Regions from separate parts of the Homo sapiens genome. Here region 2 is linked to region 1. Evidence: chromatin contacts called from ENCODE Hi-C or POLR2A ChIA-PET data. All regions are on one chromosome and are shown on one strand. The core of a region is the stretch at or near the end of the contact, and the rest is flanking DNA. Distances in the headings are between cores, read along the strand shown.

What was found. Hi-C counts contacts between places; a loop is a spot of excess contacts on that map. ChIA-PET counts read pairs that join two places held with the same protein, here RNA polymerase II (POLR2A). Pooled maps may share reads with other maps.
Region 2: a loop to region 1 is called in a map with no recorded cell type, with 3 times the contacts of the local background. The contact joins the promoter of LINC02028 here to the enhancer-like site in region 1. A Hi-C loop is called at or near these places in 4 of 168 maps with a recorded cell type or tissue (GM12878, IMR-90, PC-9 and 1 more), 11 of 37 single-sample maps with no recorded cell type and 7 of 50 pooled maps. POLR2A ChIA-PET finds 5 or more read pairs at or near these places in 5 of 52 experiments (AG04449, H1, K562 and 2 more).

Annotation. Positions count from the first base shown.
Region 1 is chr3:194,030,886-194,037,474 of GRCh38, reverse strand. The region is part of intron 1 of LINC02028 (long intergenic non-protein coding RNA 2028); the gene reads left to right. Among named protein-coding and RNA genes, the nearest start is that of LINC02026, 31 kb to the right of the region's middle. RefSeq lists an enhancer at 4,720-5,297. Within about 2 kb of position 2,699, at least 4 of the 41 ENCODE cell types and tissues checked have a DNase peak (open chromatin) inside an H3K27ac peak, as active enhancers do.
Region 2 is chr3:194,066,280-194,073,187 of GRCh38, reverse strand. LINC02028 (long intergenic non-protein coding RNA 2028) reads left to right here and starts at 2,218. Exons shown (of 3, transcript NR_136179.1): 1 at 2,218-2,366. LOC102724877 reads right to left here and starts at 3,099. Exons shown (of 6, transcript XR_002959666.2): 1 at 2,913-3,099. RefSeq lists a silencer at 2,021-2,200.

The sequences.
Region 1 (6,589 bases), core at 1,450-3,949:
CAGTCTTGCTCTATCGCCCAGGCTGGAGTGCAGTGGTGTGATCTCGGCTCACTGCAACCTCCGCCTCCTGGATTCAAGTGATTTCCCTGCCTCAGCCTCCTGAATAGTTGGGATTATAGGTGGCTGCCACCACACCCGGCTATTTTGTATTTTTAGTAGAGAAGGGGTTTCACCATATTGGCCAGGCTGGTCTCGAACTCATGACCTCAAGAGATCCACCTGCCTTGGCCTCCCAAAGTGCTGGGATTACAGTTGTGAGCCACTGCGCCCGGCCCACAGCAACCTTTCTAAAGCGTAGATCTGTTGCTCTTGCTTAAAAACCTTCAGTAGCTTCCCTGCCTCTTTTGGGTAGCGTTCCTTACCCAAACCTCTTTATCTGTTCTTCTAGGCCCTCCAGGATCCTTCCTGCCCTTTTGGCCCCCTTGCTTGCCTGTCTTCCCTGTGCTTCCTGTGTGTGGGACACTGAGTATCTTGCAGTTCTCAAAGTGTTCCAGGATGTCTCGTCATAGCTTTGTGCACGCATGGATTCTAGAGCCAGACTACCTGGGTTTAAAATTCATACCCACCACTTAAGTAGCTGTGAGACTGAGAATAAGATCCTTAGCCTCACTGTGTCTCAGCTTTCTTATCTGTAAAATGGGGATAATACTAGGACCCAATTTGTGATGTTGTTGAACAGACTCATTGACTTTATATAACAGATCTAAACTTGGTACATAGTAGGTGCTTAATAAATATTGTTGTGGCTGTTCCCTCTGCAAGACCAACTCTCCCTGATCTGGTGAACTTAGGCAGGTTCTCTCAGGCTCCCTTCTCTGTTTGCAGCCTCCAGGAAGCCCACCCTAACTGCCTGAGGCAGTTACCTCCCTCTCTCTGTCCTGCCTTCACAGAGGCCTGCATGCCTCCCAGGCAGAGAACTTGTCATTTGTGAGAGCTGCGCCCTATCTGAGACCCTGTGATGCGTGCCATGCCTAGCCCGGCCCTGACACATGGTAGATCCTAATATGAAGCTGTGGAGGGAGTGAATGGCCTGCAGCACTGCACGGAGGACCTCTTTGTGGCACGGCCACCAACGCGTGTTGGGTGACTGACCACAGAGACTCCTTTACTCCTTCGTTTCCCAGAAATAAAATGGACAACTGGCCTCCTAGTCTGATGGGGTGTCCCAGACAAGGCAAGACCCTGGAAAGTGGGGCACGGTTTAGCAATGAGTCTTAGCCCAGATTATTAGCCTATTGGCCAGAGCAGGTTCACCCCAGGACCCCTCACTTCAGGCTCTTTCCCAGGCCCAGGACCTCAAGTTGCATTTGCCATGTCATGTTCTTTTTCTTAAAGACAGCCCTCCCAACTGTGCAAACTTCAGGCCCCCTTCAATCCTGATATGCCCCTGGAGTGAATGCCCCCATTCCCTGCCCTCATCAGCTTCCTCATGCTGTTGGTTTCCCAGCCCTTTTCTCTCTTTGCCTTTTGTATCTGCCCCTGGGACTCTGAGTCGGGGAGGAGGACCAGGAGAGGTAGCCCCGGTGCACTCTGTCCTCTCCTGGCTTGCCCACACTCCTGGGATGCCTGAAGAACAGCTGTGAGGAGCTGCCTGGTGTTGCCAAATCTCATGCAGATCACCTCCTGTCACCCACATCCCTGTTCCTCCCACAGGGTCTCTCTGGTCCTTAAATCCTCCCTCTTGGTTTTGGCTCTGAATAAGGCCCCATCTCTCCCCATACACTCTCTACCCCCTCTGTCTCTGTTTGGTCCAGCCTCCTTGAATGAAATTCGTTGGACTTTGGGCTTTCAAGTCTCCTCCTTCCAGGAAGTGGCCTCAGCTTCCATAAACTCTGACTATAGGCAACAGCTCCTGCCAGCCTGCAAGGCAGGCCTGTGGCTCAGAAGGCCAGGCCTGTCCCTTGATCAGGTCACTTGTGTGGGAGGAGGGCAGTGGGGTGGGGTAGGGCGGTGTTAGACACATTCAAACCATTTCCTTAAGGAGGAAATGTAATTTTCATAAATCTGCTATTTGAGGGCTACCTATGTACACCCTTCGGGGTGCAATTCTCAACCCTGGCTGCACTTGTGGAGGTTTATAATATACAGATGCCTTGGTCCTATCCCAGAAATGCTGTTTTAATTGGTGTGGGGTGCAGCCCAGGTAGCAGGCATTTTTGAAGCTCGCCAGGCGATTCTAACGTGCAGCCAAGATTGGGAACTACTGCTTCAGGGAGCACATCCTGTAACTGAAGGCAGATGGAGGGCTTGGAGCAAAGCGGGTTCCAGTGTGAGTGCATGGCAATGCTTGATTCCTTTGCCTCCCTGACTGGACCTGAAGAGACAGAGCTCTGCTGGACTCCAGTGCCTGTCCACTAGAGGGGACGCAGCCCCAAAGCACCTCACGATGGGTCACCACCCTGGCTCAGCTCTCCCCCGCCTGCCACCCAACACCCCTGGGAGGTGAGTTTTAGGGCAGAAACAGCAACTGTTAGGGAGCAGGGCCGTCTTCATTCTGGCACACTCTAGGCCCAAGTCAGAGGTCTTCTTGCCAGGCACCTGAGAACAGGGTTCGGGTTCATGTTCCAGCCAAGCCCCTGGCACTGCTCCCACACCTGCCCCTCCTCTTGCCCGTTCGGCTCAGTGAATTGCACCCCCTTGGCTGTTCTGCTTCCAGAAGTCACTCCCCCTGGACTCTGCCCTACTTCCCTCCAAATCCAGTCAGTCACCATGTCCTGTGCACGCGTCCACTGAACTTGCTGTAAACCCGCCTTCCTCCCCAGTCCCACTGCCCGGGCCCTCTTCGGGCCTCCTTTCTTCTTCTGTAATGCAGTGGCCGCGCCTGCATGCGCTTCTGGGCTGCTCTGCTCTGTGATTTTCTCTCTATGCCAGATCAGTGTTCCTGTCCTACTGAAGTTCCTCCCTACTCTCTCTCTCTCTCTGTGTGTGTATATGTTTCTCCAAGTGATTCAAATCTGAAACTTCCTGGGATTTCCCTTTGCCTAGCACAGTGGTTCTTAAAGTGTCTTGGGAAGGCCGGAAGTATCACGATTACTTGGGAACTTGTTAGAAATGCAAATTCCCAGGTCCCACGCAGACCCACTGAATATGGGACTCTGAGGGTGGGCCCGGCAGCCTGCGTTCAAGCCCTCTAGGTGAGTCTGATGTGTGCGAGAGTTTGGAAGTCACTGGGCTGGACAGTTCATGCCACACTCCCATGTGAATTGAAAGCTTCCCACACGCTGGTCCCAATTTGCCTGTTCTGTCCAATTCCTAACTGTCCCATCTCCCATATCCCTTCCTGGGGGACGCTGCTCACACGGTTCCCTCTCCTGAAAAGCTGTTTGCCACTTCCAAGTATTGAAAGCTTCAAGATCCAGCTCAAGCATCATTTGTTTTGATGGATCCCAAGATTCCTCCTACAAGAACAATTTTCCTTCCTCCAGCCTCCACAGTATTATTTTTTTTTTTTTGCCTCTCCCTCTCTCAGTCTTTCTGTCTCTCTGAAGGGGTTTAGCCTTTAATAAGCAGGGCTTCATTCAACTGTGACTACACATGAGAGTCACTCAAGGAACTTTGAATACTTATACCCAGGCTACACTCCGGAGCAATGAGACCAGAATTTCAGGAAGCCTGGCATTGTATATTTCAGTAGTTCCCTTACATAGGTTTAATGTGCCTCTGAGTTTAAGACCCTCTCTTCTAAAGCGACCAGAGGGAAAATCATGATGGGAAGAGATAGGAATGTAAAGTTAGGAGACACAGGTTCTGCTCAGGGCTCTGTCCCAAATGACCATCTAATTTGGGGCAAATCACTTCTCCCCTCTTTCCCAAACTGCAAAATGGGGCATTGTTTTAGATCAGTGGCTCTCAAAGCCAGCCAATGCCTGGATGTCAATCCTACGGATTCCCATGTAATCTGTCTGGGGAGCAGCCTGGATTCTAACTTGCAGCCAGGGGTGAGAACTACTCTCTCAGATCTCATCTAAGGGCCATGCAATTGTGTACAACGGTTTACTTTGGAGAGCAAGGGTGTCTGTCTCTTCAAATACTTGGACTTCTTTGCCCCAGCATCTATTAATCTTTCCTCTTCCCAAATAAAACCTCAGACCTGGTGTCAGTGATGCTGGGGCATGTGAAGTTTCTTATCTGATAGCATAAGAGCCAGGGATATTGTGAGCCTACCACAGGCAGCCTGGTTGGGTGTGTTTGGCCAAGGTGGCAGGAGGCGGATTAAGGATCAGATGAAAATGCTCACCAGAGGCCTGGCAGGGGGTCACTGGGAGGGCTACTTCTGAGCTCCAAACACCAGCACGGGTGGGGGGATGGGTTTTCCTTCGAGGCTGGGTCAGGCAGGGTCTTATGTAAAGGGCAGATGTAAAAGAGACCTTGTAAAGTAGAAGAAGACGGAGTGCATCCAGGCAAGTTAAGTTCTGAAACTAGGTAAGTCAGTCTGCAGCCCGGGGTTGGCAGGATGACCCAGCAGCGGCGAGGGGCCAGGGACAGGGGCGGAGGAAACAGCTGCTTATTTAAGGGGTGGGGGTGGGGAAGGGAAGTAGAATGCTTACAGAAGCATCCTCTCTGATGAAGGTGTTACTGATCCCTGGAGACACCCAACAGCCATCTACAATAGGCTTCTCTGTTTATCTGCACATGACACCATCCCGTTTCAGAGCCCAGAGCAGAGACCTTCCACCTCAGATCCAGGAGAGTGGAAAAGACGCTCCCCCAAACCATCACCTTCCCTCAAACCCCCAACACCCTCAGCCTCCAGCGCACGATGAACTCTTTTCTTCCTCTGTGCTATGCCCTGCTGCCGCCTGCCCCATAAGGATTTCTTCCCCTAAAGATGGGCTGGTTTCTAAGGCCAACTGCCCCTGGAGGAGGGAGGGGGCTGTGTTTTGCAGTGAGAGGTAGTGTTGGCTTAGAGAGGCCCGAGTTGTTTTGCAGATGGGAAAACAGTCCTGGGGGTGCGGTGTCTGGCCCAGGCCAGCCCAGGGCGCCAGGACAGAGGTCAAGCCGTCTGTCTGGAGCTTGGAGCACTAGACCATGCTTCCTGATGACTTTACAGTCTAAGCCATTGAGGAAGAAAAAGCACATGGAAAAGGAGCTTTGTTTTGACTTCTCGACACTGGCAGGGACCGGTTCTCCCTGCTGGGAAGATGAGAATGTCACAGGGCCATGGGTGTGATGTGTTTCACCCCACACTCCCACCCTGTGAGGTGTCTGGTGAAGCCTGGGAGAAGGTAGTTTTCCAAGAGTAAGTCTCCTGGGTTTGCTCCAGGCAAATAAAGTTTTTGAACTTGAATGTTGGTCAAATAAAGCTTTGTGGTCCCAAGGAAGGAGAGCAGTTTCAAAAGCCACCCACCTGGAAGGCTCGTCACGGCTTTGGAGGCATCAGATCCCCTTTGCAAGGCCATTTTTTTGGTTGCCTTTGAGGTCAATGAATCAGAGCAGTCTGAATTCCATTTGCCCTGGCACAGGCTAGGCGGGGGCAAAAGGTCATGTGAGGAAGAACAGGCACAAACGAGGCGGGACCTGGCGCTGCACCTGAGGTTGGGTTTGTTGTGGCCCCAGCACACCTTGCAAATGGAAAAAGGTAGAGGGGTGTCTTCAGACCCCCAAATTGTAAAGTAGTCAGAGAATCACAACATTGGAAGGGACCTTAGACTAATTTAGTATCTATTCCACTCAGATGACCCAACCTGCTGGCTTTACAGACAAGGAGACCGAGGCCCTGGGATGTGTGGTGATGGGTTCACCGTCCTCCAGGGAGTGGAGACAGGCCTAGGATGAGCTCGACGATGCTTAGCCCCAGGCACTTTCTTTGGGTCCCTGGCTGCTTCCAGTCTTGCAACAGGACTCTGTGCCCTTTGGCTTGCTCTTAATATCCCTGACCTCTGGAGAGCCAGCCCCAGCTCTATGATTTTTGGCAAATCTGTTAACCACGATGTCCCTCCATCCAACCCAGCTGGGAAGCCAGGCAGGACGCACGGCTCCTGGGAAGCCAGCTAATGGCACCCTCTGGCCCTTCTCTGCCAAAAGCCCCACAGCGGGGAAAGAACCGGCTGGGGAGAGTTTGAGACGGCTTGGCAACCCCCTGATAGAGGCTTGGCTGGTGCACACCCCACTCCCCCTACCCAAGAAAGCCCCCAAATAGGAGGACTCTAAAGAAGAAACATCCTAAATGATGAGCCTTCACAAGGAGATTTTCACTGGTTCCTTCCCACACCAATTCATAGGATTGGTTTTCAGGAAAAAAAAAAAAAAAGTAGGAAAAGGATTGTTATGAGGCCAGACCTGGTGATTGCCCCAGGAGAGAATGAACCAAGAAACAATTGCCAATGGCATCAAGTAAGGCTGCCCATAGAAACTTACCGAAGAATCCATAGTTTAACATGTTATTACTTTCTTTATTTCCTCCAGAGAATTTTACAGTGGCACACCCCTAGGGACTATTCTTTCCCTTAATAAAAGAGGGAAAATGTAGATTTGGAGTAGGGAAGCTGTTGTCTTGGGACAAGCAGCCAGGAGGTGTGGGTGGGGTCAAGAGAAACTCTGGCCGGGTACAGTGGCTCACACCTGTAATCCCAGCACTTTGAGAGGCCAA
Region 2 (6,908 bases), core at 969-3,468, 36 kb before region 1:
GAATGTGGCCAGCTGGTCATGAATCTCCAGGGCTGACATCTTTGTCTTTTGATTATGTTGTAATGATTGGAGAACATATTGATTATGGAGTCAGAGGGTGGAGGTAGTTTACTTCACAGACCAAAAGTGAGTTTGAAAAGTTCTACCAGGTTCTACCAAAGTCAGAGCCATTGAGGATCAAGTGAGATTCTCTTAATACTTGGAGAAGGTAAAGGTCGGGCAGGTCTGCATGTGTGCATGTGCTATGAGGAGGTGAGAGGAGAGGGTGTGTATGCGGAATGTAATCTGAATTACATCTAAACTTTGAGACCTGGTTGACAAAGCACTGGTTGGTGGTTAGGCAAACATGGGGTCAAGTACATTTATAGCTCTGTGACCTTAGGCAAGTGATTTCACCTCTTTAAATGTCAGTACTTTTAGCTATAAGCCAGGGCAATAATACCACCCCTCTCATTAGGGTGTTGTGAGAATGAAAGGCAATGTATGTAAGGCAGTTCTGGAAACATCACAGTGTTTCCAGAGCCCTTCCTGCGCCCTGGGGTCTGGGCAGCTTCTTTGTGGGATGATTTGCCGGTTCCTCGGTTTGTGGGATTTGGAGTGAAGGGTCCCTGTTTCAGTGTAGTCTCTACCCTGGGCAGTTAGATGCAGTAAGGGAGCTGGAGGTCCAGAGGAGTCACACAGAGGCCCAAGGGAAGCAGAATACAGGAATGGTGCCATCTCATAGGAACAGATCTCCACCCCAGAATCGGAAGTTCTATTTTTTTTTAAAGCAGTTTTCAAATTGTTTTTGTTTCTGTCAAATGGTTGCCAGAATAGTCTTTGATCAAGGTTTCCACTGCTCATCAGTAAACAGAGAGTTGTGGGAAGGAGTCCCGCCAGAGATTGGCAAACGCCCTCATCACCGACTCAGAGGCAAATGGCTGATCTCTGACCACAGGTGATGCTCACTCACACCAGGCTCTGGGCTGGAGTCGAGGCATAAGCACTGCCTTGACTCCCGCCCGGCCTACCATGTCCAATGGTGGGAGGGGAGATGACGGGGATGTCCCCGCTTCCCCATTCCCCATCTCTTTGGCGGTTCCTATCTGAATCTAGAAGTGCAAAGCCACCCCTAGCAAGCTACTTCTCCTAGTCGCTTTCCTCCTTGTAAACTGGGGGTGCCAACATCCCCCCCTTACTTCAGGGGCCTTTCAAGAATGTACAGAGTGGCTGGGCGCGGTGACTCATGCCTGTAATCCCAGCACTTTGGGAGGCTGAGGTAGGCGAATCACCTGACAGGGTCAGGAGTTCTAGCCCAGCTTGGCCAACATGGCGAAACCCCGTCTCTACTAAAAATACAAAAATTAGCCGGGCGTGGTGGTGGGAGCCTGGCACGAGAATCGCTTGAACCTGGGAGGCAGAGGTTGCAGTGATCACGCCACTGCACTCCAGCCTGGGCGACAGAGAGACTCTGTCTCAAAGAAACACCACCAAAGAATGTACGGAGTGGGAGTCAGGAGCTTTGGAAAGCGTATTGGCCAGTTGTTGCATAGGTGCGTTACGTGAGCGAGCCAAGAAGGGCTCCCTACAGCATGTGTGCGCGCGTCCATTCATTTGTTCGTTCATTCGTTCATTCATTCAGTAATTCATTCATGCATTCGACATTTATTCAGCACCTGGGTGAGACACACACTGAGATTCAATAAACTGCTGATCAAAGTTGTGTCTAGACGTCCAAGGGTTAAGCCGCCGGCGCGGGCCCCTCTGCGTCCCCCTCCGCCCCCGCCGGGCGTGGGGAAGGCGGGAAGGCGGCGCGGCGGGTGCCAAAGTCGGAACCTGCTCGTCGGCAGCTCCCGGCGCTGCCTTGACTCGCAGCCAGGCCTGGCGCGGCCGCCGGCTGTGGAATGTGTGAGCGCCATGTGTCACCGCCCCAGACTGTGGGAAAACGCTGCTCCGCTCACCTCCCAGCAGCTGCCCCGCGCCCGCCCGGGCGGGAGCCGGGAAACAGGAGCCGCCTGCCGCGGAGGCCGCCCGGGGGCACTTCCGAGCGCGCGCCGCCTGCCCGGCCGCCCCCGCGCCCGCCGCGTCTCCCCGCCCACACCCCGCTGCCACCCGGCCCCGGGCGCCACCCGCGGAGCAGGCGGCGGGAGGGACAGCCCGGCACGGCCCCTTTCCTGCCCTTCACACCCCTTCTGCTTCTCAGGGGACGCTGGTCCACAGACCGAGGCCCCGTTGCGCGCGGCCGCCTTCGGAGCGCCGCCCTCCTCCCGAAACCGGCCGGGGCGAGTGGCTGCAAGAAGCTGCGGTTTGGCCCGCGGGAGAGGGGGGCTTCCCCGCTGGGGTTGTCTGACGCGAACGCCTTCCTGGCCCCAGCCAGGCGCCCTGAGGTCAGGCCCAGTGGTGAGAGAGCTCTGAACGGGAGGCCCCACGCTGCCTGCTCCCCCAAATCAGAAACAGCCTCCCCCACCGGGGCGAGGCAAGGGATCTGCACCACCCCACGCGCTCCCGCCTGCACGGTAGCCTAGAGCCTGGTGTGAGCGGGAATCACATGTGCTCACACATCACCCAGGCAAGGTCTTTGAAGCCCAGCCATGCGGGCAGACGTATTCAAGGTCACCCTGCTGGGTGGCGGCAGAGCTCCTGTTGGAATCCACGCTCAGAGGACCTTCTGCCGAGCCCCAGCCCCAAAGGCATGGCGCCCTTTCTCTGCAGCATGGTGCCCCTCGTCGAGTTCCTGCCCCATAGAGAAGTTGGGAATGGGGCAGACGGGGGTGGGGGGAAATCATGGGTCCTGGGACCCCGACAGCTTTGCCTAAACTCAGCCTCATGCTGCGAGACGTCCCAGTCCGTCACCTCAGCCTGATTTTCTGGGGGTGCCCCACCTGACAGGCCTGGTAGTGAAGCCCCCATTGTATCCAGCCCTCTACGAGCACCTGGCATTTGTGTGCCTTGTTCCGGCTTGCCACCTCCTCTGTGGAAGTCTTCCCAGATTTGCCCAATCATTGCTTCCCGGTTCTCCGGCGGCCTTTGACAAACGCCTGTTTATGACGTTTGTGGCCCCCTGTAACTCATGGCCTACCTGTCCTCTCCTCCCTTCCGGAGTTTCCTGAGGGCAGAGACTGTGTTGCCCTCCTTTTTGATTTCCACACAAATGATTATTTGAGAACTCTGCTTATGGCAGCTGCTCTGTTTGTTGGCTGAATGTTATGCAATTTACCACTGGCTAGGAATCTCACCAGATGTGTGACCTTGGGCAAGTTGCTTAATCTAAGCTTCGGTTTTCTCATCTGTAAAATGGAGATCAACTGATACTGCGTCTAAAGTGACTTGTATAGTGGCTGGCACAAAGCAGATGCTGTGTGTGTGTATGAATGATTGCTAAAATACCATAGACTGGTGGCTTAAACAATAGTCATTTATTTTCTCCTGGCTCTGGAGGCTGGGAGATCCAAGATCAAGATGATGGCGAATTAGGTTGTTAGTGAGGGTGCTCTTCCTGGCTTGCAGAAGGCTGTCTGCTCACTGTGTCGTCATGTGACCACAGAGAGAGAGCAAGTCTGTTCTTATGAAGACACCAATCCTATCAGATTAGGGCCCCACCCTTATGATCTCAGTTAACCTTAATTACTTCTATAAAGGCCAGGTCTCCAAATACAGTCACACGGGGAGCTAGGGCTTCAACCTATGGCTTTTGGGGGATACAGTTCAGTCCATAGCAGTGGGGAAAGGATGTGACTCAGTCTAGAGAGACTCAAGGAGGGAATGCTTAGATAGGAGCATGGAGGGCGTGCCTGGTGAAGGGAACAGTATGGCACAGCTTCAGAGGCAAGGGTGAGCCAGCAGCAAGGGGCTGGCTATGGCCGGTACAAAAAGCATGTGCTCGTGGGAAATAGGTAAGAGAAGCTTGGGGGTATGGCCAGAGTATGGAGGACTCTGAATGCTGGGTGTGTTCGAAGGGTTTTGAATGCTGAGTTTTTACTTGATGTGCCTGGAAGTAGTTGCTGAAGGCGGTTTGGGAGTGGAGGAATACATCCTTTAAAAAAAATTTTAAATTTATTTTAATTTTTAATTTTTGGGGGTACATAGTAGGTGGTACATATTTATGGGGTACATAAGGTATTTTGATACAGGCATGCAATGCATAATGACCACATCAGGGTGAATGGAGTATCCGTCACATCAAGCATTTAGCCTTTGTGTTACAAACAATCCAATTATACTCTTTCAGTTATTTTTAAGTGTATGATTCAATTATTTTTACGAGGCTGGGCTTGGTGGCTCAGCCGTGTAATCCCAGCACTTTAGGAGGCCGAGGTGGGCGAATCACCTGAGGTCGGGAGTTCGAGACCAGCTTGACCAACATGGAGAAACCCTGTCTCTACTAAAAATACAGAATTAACCGGGCGTGTTGGCGCATGCCTGTAATCCTAGCCACTCCAGAGGCTGAGGCAGGAGAATTTCTTGAACCCGGGAGGCAGAGGCTGCAGTGAGCCGAGATCAGCCTGGGCAACAAGAGCAAACCTCCGTCTCAAAAAAAAAATAATTATATATATATATATATATATATATATATATATATATATATATTTACTATAGTCACCCTGTTATGCTCACATATACTAGGTATTATTCATTCTTCCTATTTTTCGTACCCATGAACCATCCCCACTCTCCTATCAACCCCCTCATTACCCTTCCCAGCCTCTAATAACCATCCTTCTATTTTCTATCTCCATGAGTTCAATTATTTTAAATTTTAGCTCCCACAAATAAGTGAGAATGTGAAGTTTGTCTTTCTGTGCCTGGCTTATTTCACTTAACATAATGTCCTCCAGTTCCATTCATGTTGTTGGAAATGACGGGATCTCATTCTTTTTCATGGCTGAATAGTATTCGGTTGCATATATGTCCCATATTTTGTTTATCCATTTAGCCATGATGGACTCTTAGGTTGCCTCCAAAGCTTGGCTATTGTAACTAGTGCTGCAGTAAACATGGGTGTGCAGATGTCTCTTTGATAGACTCATTTCCTTTCTTTTGGGTATATACCTAAGAGTGAGATTGCTGAATCATATAATAGCTCTATTTTTAGCTCTTTGAGGAACCTCCAAACTGTTCTCCATAGTGGTTGTACGAATTTACATTCCTACAAACAGTGTACGAAGGTTCCCTGTTCTCCACATCCTCTCCAACATTTGTTATTGCCTGACTTTTGGATAAAAGCCAATTTAACTGGGGTGAGATGATATCTCATTGCAGTCTTGATTTGCTCCTTTGCTGTGCAGAAGCTTTTTAACTTGATGTGATTCCATTTGTCCAGTTTTGCTATGGTTGCCTTGCTTGTGAGGTATTAACTCAAGAAATCTTTGCCCAGTCCAGTGTCCTGGAGAGCTTCCCCAATGTTTCCTTTTGGTAGTTTCACAGTTCGAGGCCTTAGATTTAAGTCTTTATTCCATTTTGATTTGATATTTGTATGTGGTAAGAGACAAGGATCTAGTTTAATTCTTTTGCATATGGATATCCAGTTTTCCCAGCACCATTTATTGAAGAGAATGTCCTTTCCCTAATGTATGTTCTTAGCACCTTTGTCAAAAATGAGTTCACTGTGTATGTATGGATTTGTTTCTGGGTTCTCTGTTCTGTTCCACTGGTCTATGTGTGTCTGTTTTTAGGCCAGTACCATGCTGTTTTGGTTAATATAGCTCTGTAGTATAATTTAAAGTCAGGTAATGTTACTCCTCCAATTTAGTTCTTTTTGCTTAGGATAGCTTTGGCTATTCTGGGTCTTTTGTGGTTCCATATAAATTTTAGAATTGTTCTTTCTATTTCTGTGAAGAATGTCATTGGTATGCTGATAGGGATTGACTTAAATCTGTAGATTGCTTTGGATAGTATGGACATTTTAACAATATGGATTCTTCCCATCAGTGAACACAGAATATCTTTCCATTTTTTGTGTGTCTTCTTCAATTTCTTGCATCAATGTTTTATGGTTTTCATTATAGAGATCTTTAACTACTTTAGTTAATTCTTAGGTATTTTATTTTATTTGTAGCTATTGTAAATGGAATTAGTTTCTTGATTTTTTTTCAGATTATTCCCTGTTGGCATATAGAAATGTTACTGATTTTTGTATGTTGATTTTGTATCCTGCAACTTTACTGAATTTGTTGATCAGTTCTAAAAGTTTGTTGATGGAGTCTTCAGTTTTTCCAAATATAAGATCATATCATCTGCAAACAAGGATGGTTTGACACCATCCCTTCCAATTTGGAAACTCTATATCTCTTCCTCCTGTCTGATTGATCTAGCTAACACTTCCAGGACTATGTTGAATAACAGTAGTGAAAGTGGGCATCCTTGTCATGTTCCCAATCTTAGAGGGAAGGGTCTCAGTTTCTCCCCATTCAGTGTGACACTAGCTATGGGTCTGTTGTGTAGCGTTTTTATTATATTGAAGTATGTTCCTTCTACACCCAGTTTTTTTTTGAGGGTTTTTATCATGAAGAGATGATGAATTTTATCAAATGATTTTTCAGCACCAATTGAAATGATTGTATGGGTTTTGTCCTTCATTCTGGTGATACATGATGTATCACATTAATGGATTTGTGTATGTTGAACCATCCTTGCATCCCAGGGATAAATCCCACTTGGTCATCATGAATGATATTTTTAATTTGTTGTTGAATTTGCTTTTCTAGTATTTTGTTAAGGATTTTTATACCATTATTCATCAGAAATATTGGTCTGCAGTTTTCTTTTTTCAATGTGTTTTTGTCTGGCTTTTGGTATCAGGGTTGTACTGGCCTCATAGACTGAGTCTGGAAGTATTCCCCCTCCTCTATTTTTTGGAATAGTTGGAGCAGGAATGATATTAGTTCTTCTTTAAATGTTTGGTAGAATTCAGCTGTGAATCCATCAGATCC